Linked DNA regions of Mus musculus: region 1 is linked to region 2. A link is a loop called in an ENCODE intact Hi-C map of the cell type or tissue named here. Cell type or tissue: left cerebral cortex. All regions are shown on one strand. Each heading gives the region's core, and the rest is flanking DNA. Links, peaks and the distances in the headings are about the cores only.

Region 1 (10,480 bases), core at 3,160-8,159, 99 kb after region 2:
CAGACACCTTTAATCCCAGCATTTAAGAGGCAATGGCAGGTGGGTTTGTGAATTCAGTGCCAGCATGGTCATATATATAGTAAAACCCTGTTTTTTTAAAAAACCCAAACCAAAAACCCCCACAAACCAAACCAAACCAAAACAACAACAACAAACAAACAAACAAACAAGAGTGTCTATATATGAAAAGAGACCACATAGTACTGAGGAAAGGCCATGGGAACACATGCTGCTAAGGCAGCTGTCTCAGAGCTATCGAACAAGCTGACTATGCCAGCACCTTCACTTTCGTCTCCCAGTCCCCAGAACTGTGAGAAAACAAATCCCTGTTGTTTATGGTTTTGCATCTTATGGGATTTAGTTTTGATAGCCGGTGATAATACACTTAGTTTTAGCTCCATTATGGATAGCTGTTTATGCACTATGTTGTGCCATTCCCCTAACTGGTTGTCTGATGCAGCCTCTGCTTTTCTACTCAGCCATAAGCTCCCTCAAGAAGCACCTATGTGGAGGCCACAGTGGTGGGCAGCAAATGCTCCAGAAGAACTAGATGTAACCTCACAGGGGATATGCTGAGTGTTCACAGTGAGGAAAGGGTTGTGGGACTGGAATTGGTGCTAGCCGTCACAGATGTCCTAAGTGTCCCTAAACACATTAGCATATTTCTTTCTTTCTATCCATTTATTTCTTCAGCTGTGTTGTTTCTTCAGCCCTTCTATTATAGAGTCTTAGCTAAGACAGAATGGAATCCAGGACTTTCAGAGCCGTTATAAGGAAGCAGAGAACCTCTACCTAGACAGTTTTCATTCAGAAGGACCTGGGCTCAAAATCTAGATGTCTTACTTCCTAAGCCTGGTTGCCATCACTGACTTGGCATGAAGTGCTTTCTACCCACTGCGCGCACTTATCATAACCACCCCGCCAAGTGGCTTTGAGGAGCACTGATTTTAGAATGAGGAAAGTAAGCTTCTGGGAGTCTGGAGAAACGACCCAAGGTTCATGTTGCTTGTTAAAGAGCCCCAAATGATTCAGCGTTACAAAACCCCATGTTCTTTGTGCCATGCCACAATCCCCCAAAGAGTATAAAACTTAGCATCTAGAACAGTGGTTCTCAACCCGTGGCTCATGACCGGTCCATCTCCAAAAGTATTTATATTATGATTCATAACAGTAGCAAAATTATAGTTATGAAGTAGGAATGAAGATAATTTTTTGGTTGGGTGGGGGTGTCACCCCAACATAAGGAACTATATTAAAGGGTTGCAGTATTAGGAAGGTATACAAGTACATTGTAGCTGTCCTTAGATACATCAGAAGAGGGCATCAGATCTCATTACAGATGGTGGTGAGCCACCATGTGGTTGCTGGGAACTGAACTCAGGACCTCTGGAAGAGCAACCAGTGCTCTTAACTGCTGAGCCATCTTTCCAGCCCCCTATATGAAACTTAAAAGGATGACACCATGCACCAGGGACAAAAGTTCTTGCCTTTCTTTGGGAAAACAGGAAGCTAATGCCTTAATGCTTAAGCAAAGAAAGGCCAACTGGAAGCAGCTTTTTGGAGGGGACATTGACCCAAGAGACAACACACTATTTCACTGGGCTAAGGGTGCAATAGAGGGCAGGGATATATATCACTATTTATTGCTACATATTTAGCAATCTGCACCATGCCAGCTCCAGAAGGCACCCAATGACTTTGTGGGATGAACTTACTCAGTGCATCTCCAGGGCTGAAAAACTTATAGTCTATGGCCTGGTATTGTGGCCACTAGAAAGGTGTAGCTATAGAGATTAGACCTGAAAGCGCCAGCCACATAGCTGCTAAGGGTTAAAACTGAAGAAGTACATTTTTGATACATTTCAGAGTCTGCAATGTTAAGATTCTCTGATAGGAATTTTCCCAAAGAGTCAATTCAGACACCCAATAAAAGGGTTACAAGTGGACCTGCATATAATTTGCAAATGGTTTATGTTAAACTACATTCTCTGTCATCTATTCCCTGGTGATTTTCAAGGCAAAAAATTTATTACTTCTCTAAAGGTTATTGCATAATTTATAAAAATAATAAAAATTTATCTTCTTCTTCTTAAAAAGAGGCTAAGCATTACTGCATTTCACTGTCAAGGCTGTTCAGTGGAGACAACTCATATCTTTATTATTGCCATATAAAATGTTTGATCAATCATATTTAGATTCTATTATAAAACTTAAAATGTGAGCACTCCTTATCCATATTAGCTAAGATGACTGACATTCTTAGGACACCAAGCTTTATGTCACCCACACTAGGACTGGCCCACTTCAATGGCATTTTGTTTTTAGAATTCAAGCATCCCCAAGCCCTCCACATAGAAAGTGTCAGTGAGGAGCGAAAGCAAGGGCTGTTTCCCCTGCTTCTTACAAGCACAGCTAGGCTCCGGTGCCACTCACTCTTCTTGAAAGCAGGGAAGGCAGAGGTGACAGAGAGCAGAACTGTGAACACCAGTTCCTAACTCCCAGGCGGAAGTCTGGCTTTGTAAGCCGATCCGTGACAGAGCAGTAATTTATAAATGGAAAGAGATATGGGTCTCATCATTCAGCGAGCATTTATTGAGGGCCTGCTATGTGCAAGCCACTAGATAAGCATCACAGCTTAATAAGGAGAACTTTCAAATCCACCAGGCCTTTTCTTGTCATTGCCTTAAAATATCATGTCGTGTATTTTAAAATGACAATGTAATCATGACAAGCAAATCCAAACTTGACACTAGTGCAACTTATATTTGCCTTCTCCCAGTGATGATAAAAAGAGCTGCATAGTTTAATAAGTATTTGCCCACACTGTTCCACTGGCTTGGAATTCCTTTCCTTTTCTCCTGTCTGCCTCTTGAAATCCTACCTACCCTTTTCAGATAGAGTTCAAATAACATCTTCTCTGTGAAACCCTTCTGACACTCCTCTAAGAAAATTAATTATTCCCTTCTAAACACAGAGCTCTTTGCATGGATTCTCTATTCACATACTGCCTATGGTTCCTTGCGCTTTACTCTGAGCTAGAGTCTATAGGTAAGGGCAAACCTCTGACTTATCTTGGGATCCCCAACACAATGCCTGTGAGTGACAGTAATCTGTAAATGATTGCTGAAGCTGTCCAGTCAACATGCAAAAGACATCTATTAATATGTTACAGAGCATGCCAGAGTAACCTAACGAGACCTTGCACATAGTATATGTTCAGTAAAGGCTGCTGGCTTTGAATGTAGTAAATATGCCATTTCTCTTAAGTTAAGGCTACACACAAGACTTCTGGCTAGTCCTTCTATATGGTACCACAGCAGTAGGCACCAGCCTTATATGAATGTCTTTGCAATATTCCAGATACAAACTGTTACATGTGCCTAAAAGTATCACCCCTTCTGCCCTACCAGAGGGCATAAAGTACTTCACTGATAGTGGCTTCTTTGGGTAAGAAATTTGCTTCGGAAGTGCCTTGTCTATTACTTTCAGGTAAGAAAGAATATACCAGAAGTGACCTGAAAGATTTGATAACTTTCAGAGGACCTGGCTGTCATTTTACACTCCTTTTCCAACCACCATCGGCATTCCAGCAAGGCTCAGAACACAGCAAAAGGCCCTAAGAAGAACCAAGTGGAATACAATTTTAATTGTGCCTTGTCTTTAGACTGGATAGCTCCTAACAGCTTAGGGTTTTGAATTTGCTGCACATGAAGGTGCTATGTGGTAAAAATTTAAATATGGCAAAATCTGTAAATATTATTTAGTATCTTAGGACTAAATAATTTTTGAATCATGGCCTTTCATCATAGCCATTTATAAAAGTCTACTGATTTTAGAATGTGGGGAATTAAACCCCCCTTTCTAGCGGTTTGTATACAATATAAATGGATGTCTACTGGAATGCATTTTATAGCTTGAAAGTTCTGCTTTTATAAGAAATATGCCCATCTTGTTGCCCCCTTGGGGTACAGTCACCAAAGGTCCTTTTCCTCCAACACAGGCACAACAATGCCTAATCAATTCTATATTTGCCAGAGACCCATTAGATGGGTGCCAGACTTCCCAAAACATTCTAGTTGGGAGTACCTGAGATGAGGGGCGGGGGTCCAGTTCAGTGGTGGTGTGCTTGCTCAGCAAGTACAAAGCCCCGGGTTTGATTCCTGACACGACATAAAAAAGTAATCAGGGTGATCTTTGCCTTTCTGTTAAAAAAACCAAACCAAACTAAGATGTTTCACAACTCACAAACAACTGAGGGAGTTCTTATTTAGTATTGGTAGCTTAATGAATTAGGTAGAAGGACACATCTAAATTCTGTTGAGTTTAGCTGAAACAAAGACTAGGCCTTGCTTCCAAAACAACATGCTATTTGAACAGTAAAACCCTCCAGAGTCCAGAGATAAGCACAGTTTCTGAGCATAATCTCCCCACTCCCCCCCGCCCCCCGCCTGCCTTGGTCAGCTTGCAGAGGCATGGGCGAGAGGACAATGCCAATACAAATGGAACTGTATTCGAAGGAAGCAAAAGGAGGGCCAGAGCAGTGGGTGAAAAGTTAACTGACTTCACTTAGACCACCATATTAAAACCAGATGTGGCTAAACTGTTTGGATGAGAAAAACTGGTGTTACTGATAGCGTGAACAAACCCTTTGTGCTTCCCTCCCAATACAGTATCATTACAGGGCGCTGGAGGTGTCATTTTCTTTCATTCCACATGTAGCACATTCTCAACAAGTTAAACCGTTTCTAATCTCGTGTAATTAGATAGGTCTCGCTACATCCCTCAGTTGAAGGATTTTATGAGCTTTCTTGTTCTGTCTCCCTTTTGTGACAGCTTCTTTGGAGCTGGAAACTAACATTTACTAACATTTCTTCCCTTCTGGCACCTGTCAGCTGGATGGGCTCTGGGAAAAGGAGGCTCGGGAGGAAAGGAATGGAATGCCTACTCCCTGCCTGCCTGGCTTGGTATCACAGCCCTCTTTGTCTTGCTCTGCTCTGGAAAGTGCTATTAAATATACATTCAAAATAAACAATGGGCAGAGGGACGAATAAAATGATGAAGATCTTAATTTTCTATTTAACATAAACGTCAAGTTCCTTTATTTACTAAATGTGCAGCCAGGGTGAGGTGCGAGCCAGAGATGGAAGCTCTTTCATACAGCCCCAGGGTGACCCACCCTGCAAAGCACAGAGGCTCAGCTCTTTGATCTCCCCGGCCAGTCACTTTGGGCAGAGCCCACCACTAGCTACAGCGACCCCAGCATGACTGCCTTCTCTTTCTTTTGGAGCAGAGTTTGAGGAGTCATCGGACATTTGACATCAGAATCAAAGGCTGGATAAACACAAGGGTTTTTACTTCAATGAAGAAATAATAATCGCCCTTTGGAATTGAAAGTTTTCCCTTCAAAAGGCTTTACGGCTTTCCCCCAACAAGAGCTTTTCTGGGGTCATTTCTTGACCATTCTGTGACGTCTTTGTGAGGTCGCTGACTGGCAAATGCTCTCCATGTGTCGACGGGAAAACACAGAATTAAGGCCGATTATGCTTCTATGTTGTAGGGCTTGTGCATGATTGATTATATGCAGGGCCTGACCTCTTACCACAAAATTCTGTGGTTTTTGTCCCATAATGAGGAAAGACAACTGAAGGAGTGCAGTATAGAACAGAAATGCATGAGTGACAGGGCCACCTGACGTTCCCTGGTACTTTACAGTTTATAAATCGCTTTCAGAGTTGCCCTTTCATGGATAGGCAGTGTTCACTCCTATTTCACCAAAGCAACTGGACAGCAGAAATAAGAGCCTGAGTTGGCACTGGCAGAGCTCCGGGTTTCTCACGCCAGGGCGGGGCCACTGGGGTGAGCGAGTGCTGTGCCTTCCAGGAATAGTACTGGCTGCCCGAGAGAGACTCCTTGTAGATGGTCTGGATTGGAGATTAAGTTGGGTTCTCTTTGCATTCCATTTAGCAGATTGCTCATGCTTTCACTACAGATCAGGCTCAGGAATTCCTCTGCCAGCTGAGAATCTGAATGTTGCTTTGGCTGTGAGACAGTATCTTATTTATTCCCATAAATCCCTTCCCCCTCTTGTCCCTGAGTACTTTCACCCTAAAATGGAAAAGGGGGCAGGGAAGATGATGTGAACATTTGGGTGCTGGACCGAAGCCACCCTTGGCAGTTTTTGTTCATCTCTAAGACGCTCCCCAGCATCGACTATAGGCCAGTGAGTCACCCAGAGTAACACATAGTCCCTGTAGCCTTCATAAATTAGTTCCTCAAAAGTGCTGCTGAGGAAACAAAGCAAGCGGAGTTCAAGGGTGAAAAGCAAAAGCTGCTTTAAAGAACACTAGTCAATTTCCAAGGAGAGGATGAAGATGGGGCTGCAAGTGATGAAAGTGGTCTGCACTTTTCAGATTTCCTCTCCAGTTTTAAAGTGGAGGCTTGAGCCTCTTATGTCCAAGGGGAGCTTTGACATGAGGAAGTCAGTTCACCCTGGCCCTGCTCACTGTCTAACAATCCAGGGGCTCTGAGCAGTTACACAGCTCAGCATCCCTGGCAGAGGGAGGGCAGTCCCAAATTGGAAAGGAAGAAAAACGAGAAGCAGCTGGCACAAATGATGCCTAGTGCTACGCTACTCATCTATCCAGCTGTCTCTTTAGCATCGCTGTTAGTGCATCTCTCAATGACCAAGCTCAGTTTGTACACATAGAGGTCTCTTTTGGTCATTGCTGTGTTTGCTTGCCATGAAACAGAGGGAAAAAAATGTAAAGATAAGCGAAGTCAGATGGGCAGACACATCTGTAAAGATGTTTGCAGGTGCTCCTTTCTGGAAACGTACACAGAAGGAACACCACACAGGAGGGTTCTGTACAGTGCCCAGAAGCCACTTGTCACAGGCAGCATGGAGGGTGAGGACAGGCTGCATTGGTCTGTAGGACAGTTTCACTTACACTTCTATTTATAGTCTCAAAACTAAATATGAAAATGGGAGTTCCTGATTAAAGGATGGCCATTTGGAGATACGCGTGGCTTTGTTTTTCTACACTTCTAGAGAGCCAACTCAGCAATACTTAGAAGAGCTCTAATCAATAGAGAGGAGGTTAATTACTCACCAACCTGGAGACCAGGAGGGGAAATGTGCAAGCTGTTTTCCCCTCAGGTAGACTTAGAATTTTTGTCTGTTTAGGCTGGAAGGGACTACAAAGTGTATCCTAGTTAAACCCCGAAGAGAACTCTGGAAGAATTGGATGTTGTCTTGGGTCACATGAGCTGGTGGAAAATTCCATTAGAAAACAAAACAAAACCACCTCTCTGGTGCTTTACGCCTCAAGTTTCTGCCCATCCTCCAGCCCTGTACCTTTAGAGACCTCTAAAGCTACCCAGCATGTCAGAGTCTGTCCAATTTCGCTCTTCTATGACAACACTGGGAAGCTCAGTGCCTGAGTACATCCTTGGCCACTACACAGGGCATGATTATTCCTGTACTACTGAGCTTCCTGAAATCTGCCCTCTTTTACAGGCAGTAGGAGGGAAATAGGAGAGCCATGCACCCAGACCAACACAGCTGCTGTGGAAGTCCACTACTGCTTACAAGTCTGTTTTTTTACTCTTTAAAACCTTTCTTTATAAAACCTTAATTTCAACAAAAGCTGTAACAATGGCTGCAGGTCGGGCTCACTAGTAAGAAATTTGGCTAGCATTCATGGAGGCCTAGGTTCCATCTCCAACAACCTGCCCTCACTCCCTGCCCCATGCAATTGTATATATTTCTAGTGTATGAGGTGGTGTTTTCACATATACATTATTAAAAAGCGATGAAACCAAGCTAAAGAACATATCTTCTGGGTTGGGAGAGGGTGAGGAGATATTAGTCAAAGGGCATGCGTGTCAGGTAGGAGGAGGAAGGATCACGATGAACTTAACACTGGCCCGCTGTGTACTTGGAAATTGCCAGAGGAGCAGATTTGAAATGTTTTCATCATAGTTTTTACAGGTTCCAATCTGAAAGTTCTTAGAAGAAAAGAATTCCTCTCAAGTTCTCATTTTAAGATATAATTGATATGTACAAATGCCTCATATACCTAAATCATATTTGTATGTAATTTTCTATACCTAAACACTTAACATACATGTAAATTATGGAGTCTAAAATATGTAGCTGTAAACCTACCACTGCCGTGCACACATCTACCAAATATGACCAGCTGCACTGAGGCACCCGTCCCCCACAAGCTACCCTCACCCCACCCCACTGTTTTAAGTACTAGAGCGGTATGGTAACATGTAATATCTGATAGAGGAAGTCCTATCTTACTGCTCTTCAAGAATGCCCTGGCTTTTCTTTGCATACCTATATAAAATTTAGAAGCAACTCATCAAATTCCATGAAAGGCCCTGTAAGATTTTTGATAGGAATTACAATGGCTATATTGATTGCTTTAGACTATCTATTGATTGTAAAGGATAGCTTTACAATATTGAGTCTCCCTACCTCTGAACAGGACACGGCTCTTTATCTTGATAAAGTTTTATAATTTCCTCCACAATGGATCTCTGGCACATATTTTGTTTGATTTATTCTTGACACCTTCTATTTTTACTGCTGTCGTAGTTTTAATTGCATTTTTGATTCTTGCTGCTGCTGTATAGACATGACACTGATCTCCTTGCATTCTTTCTGAAATGTGTATCAATCCGACTTTTCCATTTAGCTCTAGTAACATTCCTCCAGGCCTCCGTGACTCTCTGTTGCTTAGTGCAACTGTCAATTTTCAGTTCTTATCTTGCTTGATTTTCCCAGCAGCACGTGACACAGTTGAGCACAACCTCCTCTTTGAAACACATTTGTCACCTGGCTTCTAGAACTGCATACTCTTGATTTTCCCTCTTTGTGTCTGTTTTCAGTTCTTTCTGTCTTCTTTGCTAGTTCTTATTTCTCCTCCAACATTTTGACTTGGGACTATCTCAGAGCTCAGTTTCTAGACATCTCCTCTTCTCCAGCTATACACCACCCCCCTTGGTGATTTTATTTATCTCATAGTTTTAAAATTTACCCATATATTAACTCCCAGTTTTACAATGCTAGTCCAACTCACCGTCAGGAAATAGCTAGAGAGCTGTATTTTTCCCTTCTACCAACTTGACATCTCCAGCTCAACATGCCCAAGCTGGACTCTTTAACTTATCATTTGAAACTATGCTTCCCACAGTCTTCTCTCAGTTTCTGACTCCGTAATTCCAGTTACTCAGAAAAAAAATCTTTGAGTCCTTGCCTTCCCTCAGCCCACACACAATATGTTAGAGAAACCTACTCATCCTACCTTTGAAATATACATGTGCTTCTCACAGTGTACTCCTGCAGTCCGAGTTCAAGCCACCACAATGTTTTAAAAGTGATTTTAGTAAGATATAATCTACACACCATAAAACTCATCCATCCAGCCTTTTAGTGTATTTACAGAGTTAGGTGAACACCATCAGAACCTAATTAGAGAATATTTCGGTTTCCTCTAAAGGAAAGCAGTAGTCATTAACAGTCATTCTTGATTGTTTCTTTCTCCACACCAAGTGGCTTTAGGCACATCTTAATCTCCTGTTGCTAAAGAATGTGGCCTTTGCGTGCTGTGCTCCATTATTCTTTATTACCATTCCATAATTCTCCATTGTATAAATATAAAATACCACATTTTAAAAGATTTATTTATTTTATGTATGTGAGTACACTGTAGCTGTCTTTAGACACCCCAGAAGAAGGTGTCAGATCCCATTACAGATGGTTGTGAGCCACCATATGGTTGCTGGGATTTGAACTCAGGACCTTTGGAAGAGCAGTCAGTGCTCTTAACCACTGAGCCATGTCTCCAGTCCCCACATTTTATTGATATGCTGACCATCTCTGACATTTGAATTATCTCTACTTTCAAATTAACATGAATAGTGCTGCTGTGAACATTTGTGTACAAGTTTTTGTGTGGACATGTTTTCTATTTTTTTATTATTTAAAACAAAATTAAATTAAATTAAATTTTATTTCATTTTGATTGTATTCTTCCCCTCCCCCAAATCCTTCCAGATCCTCTCTCCTTCCCTATCCACCCAAGTTTTTTTCTCAATAAACAAAACTACAACAACAAAACCTAGGAAAACAAAATAAACTGTGCCCTGCTACGGATAAAAAACTAAATACATAACCCACCAAACAGTGACCAAATAAAAGTGAGTACTCGTGTGCATGTACACACACACACACACACAAACACACACTGTGGAGTCCGTTCATTATATGCTGGTCAACTACTCCTGAACATGAGGCCTGTCCTGGAGTGGTTGACATATCCAGTGTTACTCTATTGGAAACAAAAGGTTTTCCCTCTCCTAACCTTTACCCTTATGGCTAGGTTTTCATTCATTCCCTCATTAATTTTAGAATATATGACAAAATAACATTTAGCAAGAAAAAGCAAAACTATTAGTTCAGAGTTAG
Region 2 (10,480 bases), core at 2,879-7,878:
CTGCTCCTGTGCTACCAGTAGCTTATTTTAAAATCTATGTATTTTATGTGTATGGGTGTTTTTGCCTGCCTGCCTGCCTGCTGCCCAAGGAAGACAAAAGGGAATCAAATCATGGGTCTGGAATTACAGTTGGTTGCGAGGTGCTATGTGAATGCTAGGAATCAAAGCTGTGCCTTTTCAAGAGCTCCTAACCAGACCCTGCTAAGTTGTATTCAAACAAACAAACAAACAAACAAACAGACAGACAAAAACAGTTTTTTAAAGGACAAAACAAGGTTGGCAAGGATGAACCAGGAATAGATAAACAATTATTTCTGTGGAGAATCAGAGGCAGCCAGGACTAAGGAAGAGTTGGACAAAGGGTTCTTTAACTGTATAACTGGATCTGAACTCTCTCTCTCTCTCCTCCCTCCCTTCTTTCTTTCTTTTCTCTTTTCTTTTCTTTTCTTTTCTTTTCTTTTCTTTTCTTTTCTTTTCTTTTCTTTTCTTTTCTTTTCTTTTCTTTTCTTTTCTTTTCTTTTCTTTTTTGAGATAGGCTCTCACTGTGTAGCCCTGGGTGGATTGGGACTTGCTATGTATACCAGACTGGCCTCCAGCTTACAGAGATCTTCCTGTTTCTGCCCAACCCAAATTTCTACTTCTTAACTGGTGCTTTGATTTTTGCACCATTCCATTTTGGGACTGGAACGCAGGAACTCATGCATGCTAAGCAAGTGTTCTACCTTAAGCCACATTCCCTAGCCCCTCTACTTTTTTTTTTAATAATGAGATCATATTGTGTATTTATTACTTGTGATATGTGCAAATAACAGTTCAATACTAGAACACCTTACCCAAGCATCCCAGGTAGATAGAGCTATTTCTTTTTCAGGGATCAGATAACACTGTCCCCTGTGTTCTGGAGAATACTGGTTTGTGCCCTTCTTTCTGAGATGGGAAACACACTCAAAGGCACAAACCTTATCTAATTCATATTCCCAGTGTCTAGCAAAATGCTTGACCTTGAGCAGGTACTCAGGGAGGGTTGAATTCAATGAGTGCCTTTATTAGTAAGCCTCTTGACTGTGCTCACTATGGGACAAGCCTCAAGTTGCTCCTCAGAGGCTAATAATTTTCAGTGTTCGCGAAAGAACATCTTCAGGAGTTTGGAATGTGGGCTGCAGTTTCTAGCCCATATATGATACCAGGGCTGCATTATGACCCAGGATCTGGGGTAGTGCTAATATCTTGCCACTTGGCATGCTTTTGAAGTCACTGCCTCAAGAGATCTCTGATCATTGAAATTGTCAAGGCTGGGCCTCATTTATACTTTTTAAGTTGGAGAGACAAGCCCAAACAGGATGTCCTCACACAGAATAGGCCAAGGATGTAGGAATTGGGGAGCATACAGGCCAGCTTGGACTCTTCTAGGCTTGGAGGGGAGGGATAAGGAGTTGTCTGAGGGGTTTGACAGTCTCTGAATGCTTGGTTGTAGAATGTTTGATCCTGTCTGCTGTAGAAAGGGTAAAGGAATAGTCCTAAATGGGTCAGTTGAATTGTTGACTTTAAAAAAAAAAGACTTATGTGTATGTGTTTTGCCTGTATATATGTGTACCACATGCATCTCTGATGCTGGAGCTAAGAAGAGGGTGTCAGATCCCTGGAACTGGAATTACAGATGGTTGTGAGCAACCATGTGGGTGCTGGGAACTGAACCCCAGTCCTCTGCAAAAGCAGTAAGTGCTTTTAACTATTGAGCCATAGATGCAACCCTGGATTGCTGGCTTTTAGAGTTGGGAGCATATGCCACGTACCAATGATGTGCCGATGGCAAGGAAGCTGCAGACATATTTGACGCATGTCTTCTTAGAGTGTCTTGGCCACCAGACGCTCCCGTGGCCAGTCTTCTTCAATAGGACAGTGTTTGTGGAGTCTTAGAAAATTGAAGCTAAGTACCAGGACTCTTGAGGAGATAAGGGCAGTGGTGGTAGCAGAAGTTCAGAGGCCATCTGGGCCAGCCCTCCCACACCCCTCAGGCTCTTGCAACCTCAGAATTGCAGCCCCCAACTTTAGACCCCCCTATGAAGAACACACCCAGGCAGTTATCTCTTTGCAAGTTAACTTTTATTTACAACAGAATCGGTGGCTTTTTTTCCTCATTTTTTTAGGGGCACTTGCCATCAGCAGCCAGAGGGAAAATCTGCAGTGAAATCAAACTCATTCTGCCCCAGCCACAGCTCGGGAAGCTCATTGGCTCGGTCTAGCCCCAATTCAACCACCAGAGACATCAGCACCTCCTCATCCACCGGGTCAGAATCAATGAGAGCAGGGCTCTGGGCACCAGCAGGAGGAGAGACAGATCCCGGAGACCCTCCCACTACCAGAGGGGCGGTGACCCAGTTTTGCATGGGCTCTTCCTCCCCTGGTAGGCCTGCACCAGTGAGGGCAGCAGCAGCAGTAGCCGCAGCCCCTTGGTACTGGCTATTAAGCTTCTGAAGCTGCATGCTGGCCATCAGGTGAGGGGTAGGATGCAGGTTGAAGGATGGGGGTTTGGAAGAAGGGGTGGCAGTAGGAGAGCCTATTGGAGATGTCGATCCAGAGGAGCTAGTGGGAACTCCGTTGGCTTTGGCTCCATTTGCGGTGACCCCGGGGTAGTGCAGGACAGTCACTGCCTTGCGATCCTTCACTCCAAGGTTGGAGTAGGCCAGAGAGTTCATCTCCTGGTTGGCATCCTAGAAGACAGAAAGGCATACCATAGTAGCCATCCTCCTGACTTTTCCTTTGGAATTCACGGGGATCTGGAATGCTCCTGAATGCTCTATATTTGGAGTTAGTGGGTAGGTGGTAGGAAGAGCCCTGGACAGTTAGGTTTCTTTTGCTATTGTGGTTCTGATTCCTAAGTTTAGACCTTAGCTGTAGCACTGGAGACCACATTACTGGAAGTGGGCCTCCCTCCCCTGCTACTCCATGTGCTCCCCTGTCTAAAAAGGGCACCCCGTTTTCTCTCTTCTCAGCCTCACTATAATCACTTTATCACAGTGGTCTTGTTCCAATTCTGCTTCTTTGACCCATTTCCTGCTGTCTCTTTCAACACCCCTAGTGAGTTTGATTCAACCACTTTTGAACAAGTTATTCTCATTTTCCCCAGACGAAGCCCTGCTGTATCTTCTCTGGTCAAGCAGTGCGGCTATAGGCCACACCTAGGAAGGCCAGGTGCGTGACCTCCTTCCCTAAAGTCCATCTTTCCATGCCTTAGTATCTCCATCTGTAAAATGATAAAACTCACCTCCTTCCCAGAGGTGGTGCCACCCTTGACATCAAGTGCAGGCCTCGACATAGTTGGCATTTCAGAGCCTGGGCAGAAGTCCGATAAATCGGTGGCAGTTGATGCCGCCAGCTGGGCCTGTTGGTCTGCAAGTAAAAGAGAAGAAATAATAAAGGTGAAGGGAGAACTAGAAAATTCCAAGTCGGGGTGAATCCATTCAGCTACACAAGGATGCTGATAGAGTTAAACTCAAAACAGAGAGCACCTGGGCCCAAGAGCAGAGACAGCTTTCACTCTGTCCTGGGCCAGGGGCATGTTCTATTCAGCCAGGGTCTAACAGTGACCCACAATGCCAAGAGAGGACACATGGACATTTCCTCATCCAGGTTATTTCAGAGTCCAGAGGTAGGGGTGACACTGTTTGTTTCTGGTTCTGAGAGCAGGCATGTTCCTGAGAAAGCAGTATACCATGGCAATGGACCACTAGCATCCAGGTCTTCAGTGGGACTGGGAAAAAATGAGAATTTAGAAGAAGGAAGATGTAGTAAGTCTCCAAAGCCCTGTCTTGGGCCATGCCTACAAAAAGACAGAAGATCAGGGTGTTCTGGAGACCCCAAGGCAGCAGGAACCCCATAGCATAACTGGGATAGCCCAGTTCCTCCATATCTCAAGCTTCTACAAGACAATTCTTAGATTGGGCTTTCCTAGGACAAGTGTCCCAGAACCCAGAACCAGGCCACACCCATGTGTGGCTGAGAGAAGAAAGGATTCTTCCTGGAGGGAAAATCCTCTGGGTTTTAGCAGGGAAGCAACAGCAGCAGTTTGGAGAGCATCATCTAGTAGTCCTATGCCACAGGCCTCTTCTAACCATTGGCCAAGTCGTCATACCTGAACTTACCCAGATGGCTACTAAAGCCATGGATGGATTCTCTTGCCCAAGTGCAAAAGAGATAAGGGAACGAGGGGGGGGGGCAAGATAAAACAAAACACCCTCCTCAAACTGGGAAAATTAAGGACCCCAACAGTCATTTCTCAAAGGGGCTAGAATTTGCTAGGACTCTACCCTCCTTCTTACTCCCAGTGGTCATTAAGAATGTGCTGGCTTCTAAAGTTACCATTATCCCCCTATTTTCCCCCTTTTGATATCAGCCTACTGGGGGGAAAAGGATGGAAGCAAAAGAGAAAACACGGGGGTGGGGTGGGGGTGGGGGTAAGGGAGAGGCACTTGCTGGGTTCCGCACCACTGCTTGACTGAAGAGGCAACCCTAGGATATTTCAGCCATCTATCTCAAGACAAGGGCGCCTAAGGTGCACCGTCGTCAGGAGGGCCAGCACTGCCCTGCCACTATTTCAAGTTCCTCATCGCTTCATCTTCCTATCCATCTTCTTTCTCCCGTGCGCTACTCGTACCCCAGTGTACTAAAAAAGGAAAAAAAAAAAAAACCCAAGAGCAACAAGAAGGGGCGGGGGAAATATGAGGAAAGTGCGTGTGTTCTGGTGTGGGCTCGCCGGGCAGGCTCTTGTAACATTTCCCTCGTGGCGCGCCAGCCCGCACCCCTCGGGAAGCTCCGGAGTCCGTCTAAGAGGCGATTGCATACCCCCCACCCCCACCCAACAACCCCAGTTTCTGTCTCCTACCCCACCCTTCCGTTCATTTGAGGGAAAAAACTTGGTTGACGGATGTCTGGGTCTGCTCCGAGCCACGAAGTGGTGACCGCGGAGCAGCGGCGAGGCTCCGCGGGGAAAAAAAAAAAAAAAAAAGCGGCGCAACAAGTGCGGACTCCGCGGCTCGCGTCTCCTGCCTCCCTCCCGCCGCCCGGCCTCGCCTGGCTACCCTCCGAGAAAGCCTTCGCCAACGCTGTTGGAGGGTGAGAAGAGGAAAGAGAAGGGGGGTGGGGTGGGAAGAGCGCGGCAGGTGGGGGGGGGTCATCTCGAACCTGTCCCGAGAGCAAAAGTTAAAATGGCACCAACCGGTATACTCCACCTCCATTGCTACTGAGAAATCTAAATGTCCAAACAGCACTGCGGCTTGGCTTGCACGCTCTCCAAGCAGCCCAGCTAGACTCGCCACCTTAAAACTAAAGGCCCCTTGTTTACGGACAGCTCGCCGGGGCCTCCTCGACGCGCCCGGAGAGAGCCACCGAGGCGGGCTTGGCCGAACGGAGCCCGGCACGCCAGGCGCGAGCACCAGTGCCGGAGGGCTCCAAGCGTCCTTTACCTCAGGTGCTCAGAAGCAGACAGGCGACGAAGCACGGGGTCTCCGCGTCAGCGCGACTTTGGGGACCCGCAGCGTCTCCGCGCGCGGGGGCGCACTTTGGCGCCAGCGGCAGTGGCTCGCGCGCCTCACAGACACTTCCGAGCGCCCTCGGAGCGTCCGCTGCTGCCGCTGCTCGCAGCTGGCTAGCAAAGATTCGAGGTGCCGAGGTGGGTGCGATAACTTAACCCAAGGTCACAACGTTAAAAGTGGCATGGTTCAGACTAGCTGTCCCGCCCCTGATCAGGCTCCCCGTGAGGCAGAGGCTGGGCGCCGCGCGGCCGCTTCCCCCGAGAGGGGCGTGTGCACGGGGGTCGTGCTGCGTGGGGAAAGCAAGTTGCCAGAATGTTCCAACTTGCAGCACGCAGCTTGGCTGAGTTCAGCCAGAAGCCCTTCTCGCTTCCAGCCCCCCAGGAAACAAGAGCTTTGTGCGGCCCCCGAGCGGCCTGATGCAGTCCTGGGTATTGGCAAAGTCGGGGAAGCAGAGCCGGAGAAAGCGCGGGCGCCGGAGTGGATGTGCTGCGGGTTTCTCCGGACAAGTGGGCTCCGCGTCCCGCGGGCCGGCCCGGGCTGCCGCCCCTCTGCCCGGCAGCTCCGGCAGCAAACAAGTCCCCCAGCCCCGCGGCCAGCTTGGCCGCCTCCGGTGCCCTCGGCCCCTGCTGCCCAGCCCAGCGTCCTGCCGGGCGGCCCGGCTTACCTCCGCGAAGCTGCTTGCCCGGGAGAGGAAAGCTCACAGGAGCTGAGGTACGGACGAAGCGACCTAGCCCCGAGCCCCCTTGGCACGCACACTGCCGCCGCCGCCGCTAGCCACTCGCTTCAGAGTCCCCAGCCGCACGGGCGGCCACGCGACCCCAGGGCGCCTGGGAAAAGCCTGCACCGCCGCGCCGCGCCGCGCCGCCGCACCGCACCGGGCAGCGCCGAGCTGCCCCGACCCGCGCTCTTGCCGGCCCGCAGCTCCGGCGCCCGGACTCCGGGGCGGTGGCGATCACAGCCACCACGCTTGGTTCTCGGCGCGGGGACCGGGCTCTTAAGCCCCCACTGCCTCCCGTAGAGCCCTGGCGCACAAGCACACAGCAGCAGGCTGGCCTCGGCTAGGAATCCCAGGAAGGACAGACCCCTTTCCCCCCTTTTTTCCCTCTCCCCCCAATTTTCACGTCTTTATAACCAGCTTAGAGCATTATTAGCACATGTCCTGGCTCGTGGGCGAGTTGGTGGCAAAATCTGAACTGGATACTTACGGAGGGCCCGAGTGGGTGCTGTGCCTTCCTCGCGTCTGGTCCTCTCTGCCAGGAGCAGCCCCGCGCCGATAGGTTGTGGGAGGAGCAGCCGGGCGGAGCTAGCTTCCTCACCGCAGCTCGGCAGCGCACTTCTGCAGCTGTGCCGCCGGGAACATTTTATAGCGGCGGGCTGGCGTGTGTGGCCCTTTAAAGGCGCTCGAGCTGGTGCAGTCACCGTGGATCTTGTGAAAGCAAAGGGCGGGCTAGGGAACAGAGTGCGTGCGTCCCCTCCTGTCCCTCAGCCCTGGGGGCACGACGCAGCTACTGGGGTGGGGCTGATGGTCTCTGATTATGGTCACTTCTCGCCCAGTGCTCTGGCCTATACTTGTTTTTCTAAAACTAGTGACAGCCCGAACCTGGGACGTGGGCTCTCCCCACCACCCTGCATGGACTTGCCCAATAAATTCCACTTAGTAATTTTACCGAGGCGAGGGAGAGCTGTTAGTGTCTGTTTTCTGACCTAAATCAAGTGGGTCGCCAGGACGGGCTTCAATGGATAGAGAGAAGAGCTGTTGGCTTAGGGAAAGGTCCAGAAGAGGGACTTGCACACGGGACGGTGTAGGCAAGGCACGGGTCTTAGTTTTCTGCAGGGCTTCCTCCGAGCCGGTTTGCTCTTTTTGAGCTATGTCTTCTCATCGTGGAATGGCCGAGGTTGGCGTGTCCCTTACCCCCTAAACTCCCTACATTTTGTGCAGGGGCACTTAGAGAGATCATATGGCAGCGGTGGCTTCCCTCAAGGCCCAAGGTTGGTTTCAAGGCTTTCTGTCCTGTGGTCATCCAGGGCAGAAGGAGGCTGGCAGGATGCGACGACGCTGGGAAATGCTGTTCTACCGGACCGTGGGGCTAGGTGCATGCATGCAACTCACATGGCTCACGGAAAAGCCAAGAACAGGCAGCGGGTTCGAAAAGATTGCCACTGAGTTCGCAGAGATTCCTCTTGCCACGATGCCAGGTTATTTTATTATGATTATATAATTATTCACATCTAGCAAGAATAACATCTTGCACGTAGAGCACGTCTCTTGTGTTGGTAAGGTGTCTTACAATCCTCACTGAAAGATATCTGGGGCTTCTCATTTCAAGGCATGTTCCCTGTGGGTAGAAACTCTCACCTCATTCACCCCTTGCAGGAAGGCCACCAGGATTACTGTCCTCTAATCAAGCCTCCCCCATTCCCACCCTACACCCCCCCCCCCACCGTCCACACACACACTCCTTCCATTCAACAATTCAGTTTATACTGTTTGGAAAACATTGTCGTTTGAAAAAGTACGATGTTAAGGAAAAGGGGGTGTGAGTGGGGGGAGGACTGTTACAGAGTCATTTCACTGTCTGTGTCTTGTGTCTTTTTAGTTGGCTTTGATGACCTGAAGATCTTTTTTCTTTCTGATTTTTTTTTTTTTTTAGGATCGCAAAGTGTCCTTAATTTGCTCTTCTAACAGAGTCGTGTTTGTTGATGAAATGACCGGCTTGCTGACAAAGAGGGGGCACAAATGGAGGCACAGAATTAGGCCCTTCTTTGGCATTTGGAGGAAGCTGGGGTGAGTACCCTGAGTAATTAGGGGACCCTTTCCCCTTGGTAGGCTGAAAAGCTGCCTCTCTTCATTGCTGATTGCTTTGGCCCCTCCCACTCTGCTCCAACTCAAAATCGGGGAAACAACCACACTCCCCACACCATCGCTACACTTTTCCACTTGGATTGTGGGTTGTGCCTAGTTCCCTGTTGAGAAAAGGTACAATCTATAGGGATCCCAAAGCTCTACTGGGGTAGCAGGCAAGGCACCCTTCCAAAGCCTCCTTAATATTTGCCGAAGATGAGAAAAAGTTTTTGTGAAAGCAATCAGTAGAGGAATGGACTTAGGCTTTTGAATTACAGTTGCTAATTTGGACCCCTGACCTGCCCCCTTCTCCTCTTGTTGGACTCTAGAGCTGGTTCCTAAACTGCAGATGCAGCTGGGTTGCAGGCTCCGGATCCCGGACCCGTGGATCCGCCCTCCATCTATTGGATGGCTCCCAGGCCAATTGTTAGAAAGAGGCATATGTTCATCTCAGCTTCTGGAGTGTCTCCGGAGCAGTTGCTCAACAGCTAGCCCCTTCCCCCATCCGGATCATTGAAGGGCAGAAAAGGTGTGCCCTCCATCACATTTCTATATGCCCAAGTTCCAGAAAGCCCCCTACACCACCGGTGACTTCCTGTCATCTCCACTGGCCACCTCCCATGGAGTAGGAATGAGAAGGGCTTTTAGCACTCAGCATTGAAGCAGAAAAGCCATCTATTTCCTTTTGGGGGAATGGGAGTTGAGGTTAGTGGCAGAAGCTGAGAGGGGGCAAAGAAGACATTTGCATTTCTAGGCAAATATGCCTTGGATGACTGACTTCCCAGCTGGCCCCAGGCTGTCTCAGATCTCTGGCCCCAGGCTATCTCGGAGTTCCGCTAAACTCTTTTCTCCAAGTTGGCAACTAGACCATGCCCCTAGACCATGCCCCTGTGAAGCCAAGGTAGAAGAAATGCTCAGCCAGCAATAACCTTCTAAGTGCTAGCCACGAGCCGGGGATTCACTTAGCTCCTAGGATTTACCAAAGGGGAAAGAGCCTCAGAGAGGTGCCCAAGCTGGCACAGGCAAGAGGAAGGGAGTTTTGACCCTAGTGAGGCTTTTTTTTTTTTTTTTTTTTTTTTTTTTTGGTTTCTCGAGACAGGGTTTCTCTGTATAGCCCTGGCTGTCCTGGAACTCACTTTGTAGAGCAGGCTGGCCTTGAACTCAGAAATCCGCCTGCCTCTGCCTCCCAAGTGCTGGGATTAAAGGCGTGCGCCACCACGCCCGGCTGGCTGCAGTCTTTACACTACACCCTTACACTCTGCTGCCTTGGTAGGCAAAGAAGCAGTCCAGAGTAAAGGTTCAGGGGTTAATGGCCTGGATTAAATCCCTCCTCTGCCATTTGCTACCTGTGTGGTCTTAGGGTAATCAATTGTGTTGTTTGGTATATGTGTGCTCAGTTTCCCTATTAAATGGATATCATAACAAATTTACATAATCTGTAAGAGTTAAGAAGAAAAGCTTTAGTTTGATTGATTGGTGCTGACAGTGTAGTAAAATGGCTAGCGCATGCTGGGATTAGTATTGTAATGTGCTTTGTGATTCTTTGGCCCTATCCCTGTCTCATCTTACACACTTCAAGAACACTTGCTGACCTAGTAATTTAAATACCAGACTGAGAAGGGGATGAAGACATCTATAAATGTAGAAAGAAACTCCACTTACTACAACAAAAGCTGCCTGGACAGGAATAAAAATAGGATGAATAAAAGATAATCACATGTTATGGGTTTTTTGTTGTTGTTGTTTGGTTTGGTTTGGGTTTTCAAGACAGGATTTCTCTGTGTAGTCCTGGCTGTCCTGGAACTCACTTTGTAGACCAGGCTGGCCTCGAACTCACAGTGATCTGCCTGCCTCTGCCTCAGCACAATGATCTGTGCTGGGATTAAAAGCATGTGCCACCATCCTGCCTGGCAATAATCACATTTTATAGGTCAGCCTATAAATGTAAAAGTGGTCTCCAAAAATATACTCAATATTTGTATAGGAAGGTTTAAAAGTACAAATTTAAATTTAAAAAATTATGTGTATGTGTGTGCGTTTGTGATTTAATTTGCAACACATGTATGCAGGAGCCCTCAGAGGCCAGAAGAGGGGAGTTCCAGATGGT

Evidence for each region. Peaks named below come from ENCODE experiments on the same cell type or tissue, not always from the same donor. Only the 100,000 strongest peaks of a DNase experiment are listed, where the experiment ranks them.
Region 1: a loop joins it to region 2, with 2.6 times the contacts of the local background. A loop is called at or near these places in 6 of 42 quality-filtered maps.

Annotation. Positions count from the first base shown.
Region 1 is chrX:102,344,351-102,354,830 of GRCm38, forward strand. All of the region lies in intron 9 of Hdac8 (histone deacetylase 8), which reads right to left. The region is part of intron 2 of Gm32262 (a long non-coding RNA gene); the gene reads left to right. Among named protein-coding and RNA genes, the nearest start is that of Gm32262, 53 kb to the left of the region's middle. In left cerebral cortex, for the core only: no CTCF peak of the experiment used is centred there; a DNase peak (open chromatin) is centred at 6,007.
Region 2 is chrX:102,245,298-102,255,777 of GRCm38, forward strand. Cited1 (Cbp/p300-interacting transactivator with Glu/Asp-rich carboxy-terminal domain 1) reads right to left here and starts at 6,884. Exons shown (of 3, transcript NM_001276466.1): 1 at 6,737-6,884; 2 at 3,266-3,390; 3 at 2,081-2,711. The coding sequence starts at 3,325. The coding sequence ends at 2,160. It overlaps Gm14858 (predicted gene 14858), which reads left to right and starts at 7,354. Exons shown (of 3, transcript NR_040285.1): 1 at 7,354-7,727; 2 at 8,183-8,316. In left cerebral cortex, for the core only: no CTCF peak of the experiment used is centred there; DNase peaks (open chromatin) are centred at 5,466, 5,915, 6,810 and 7,171; H3K4me3 peaks cover 2,539 bases.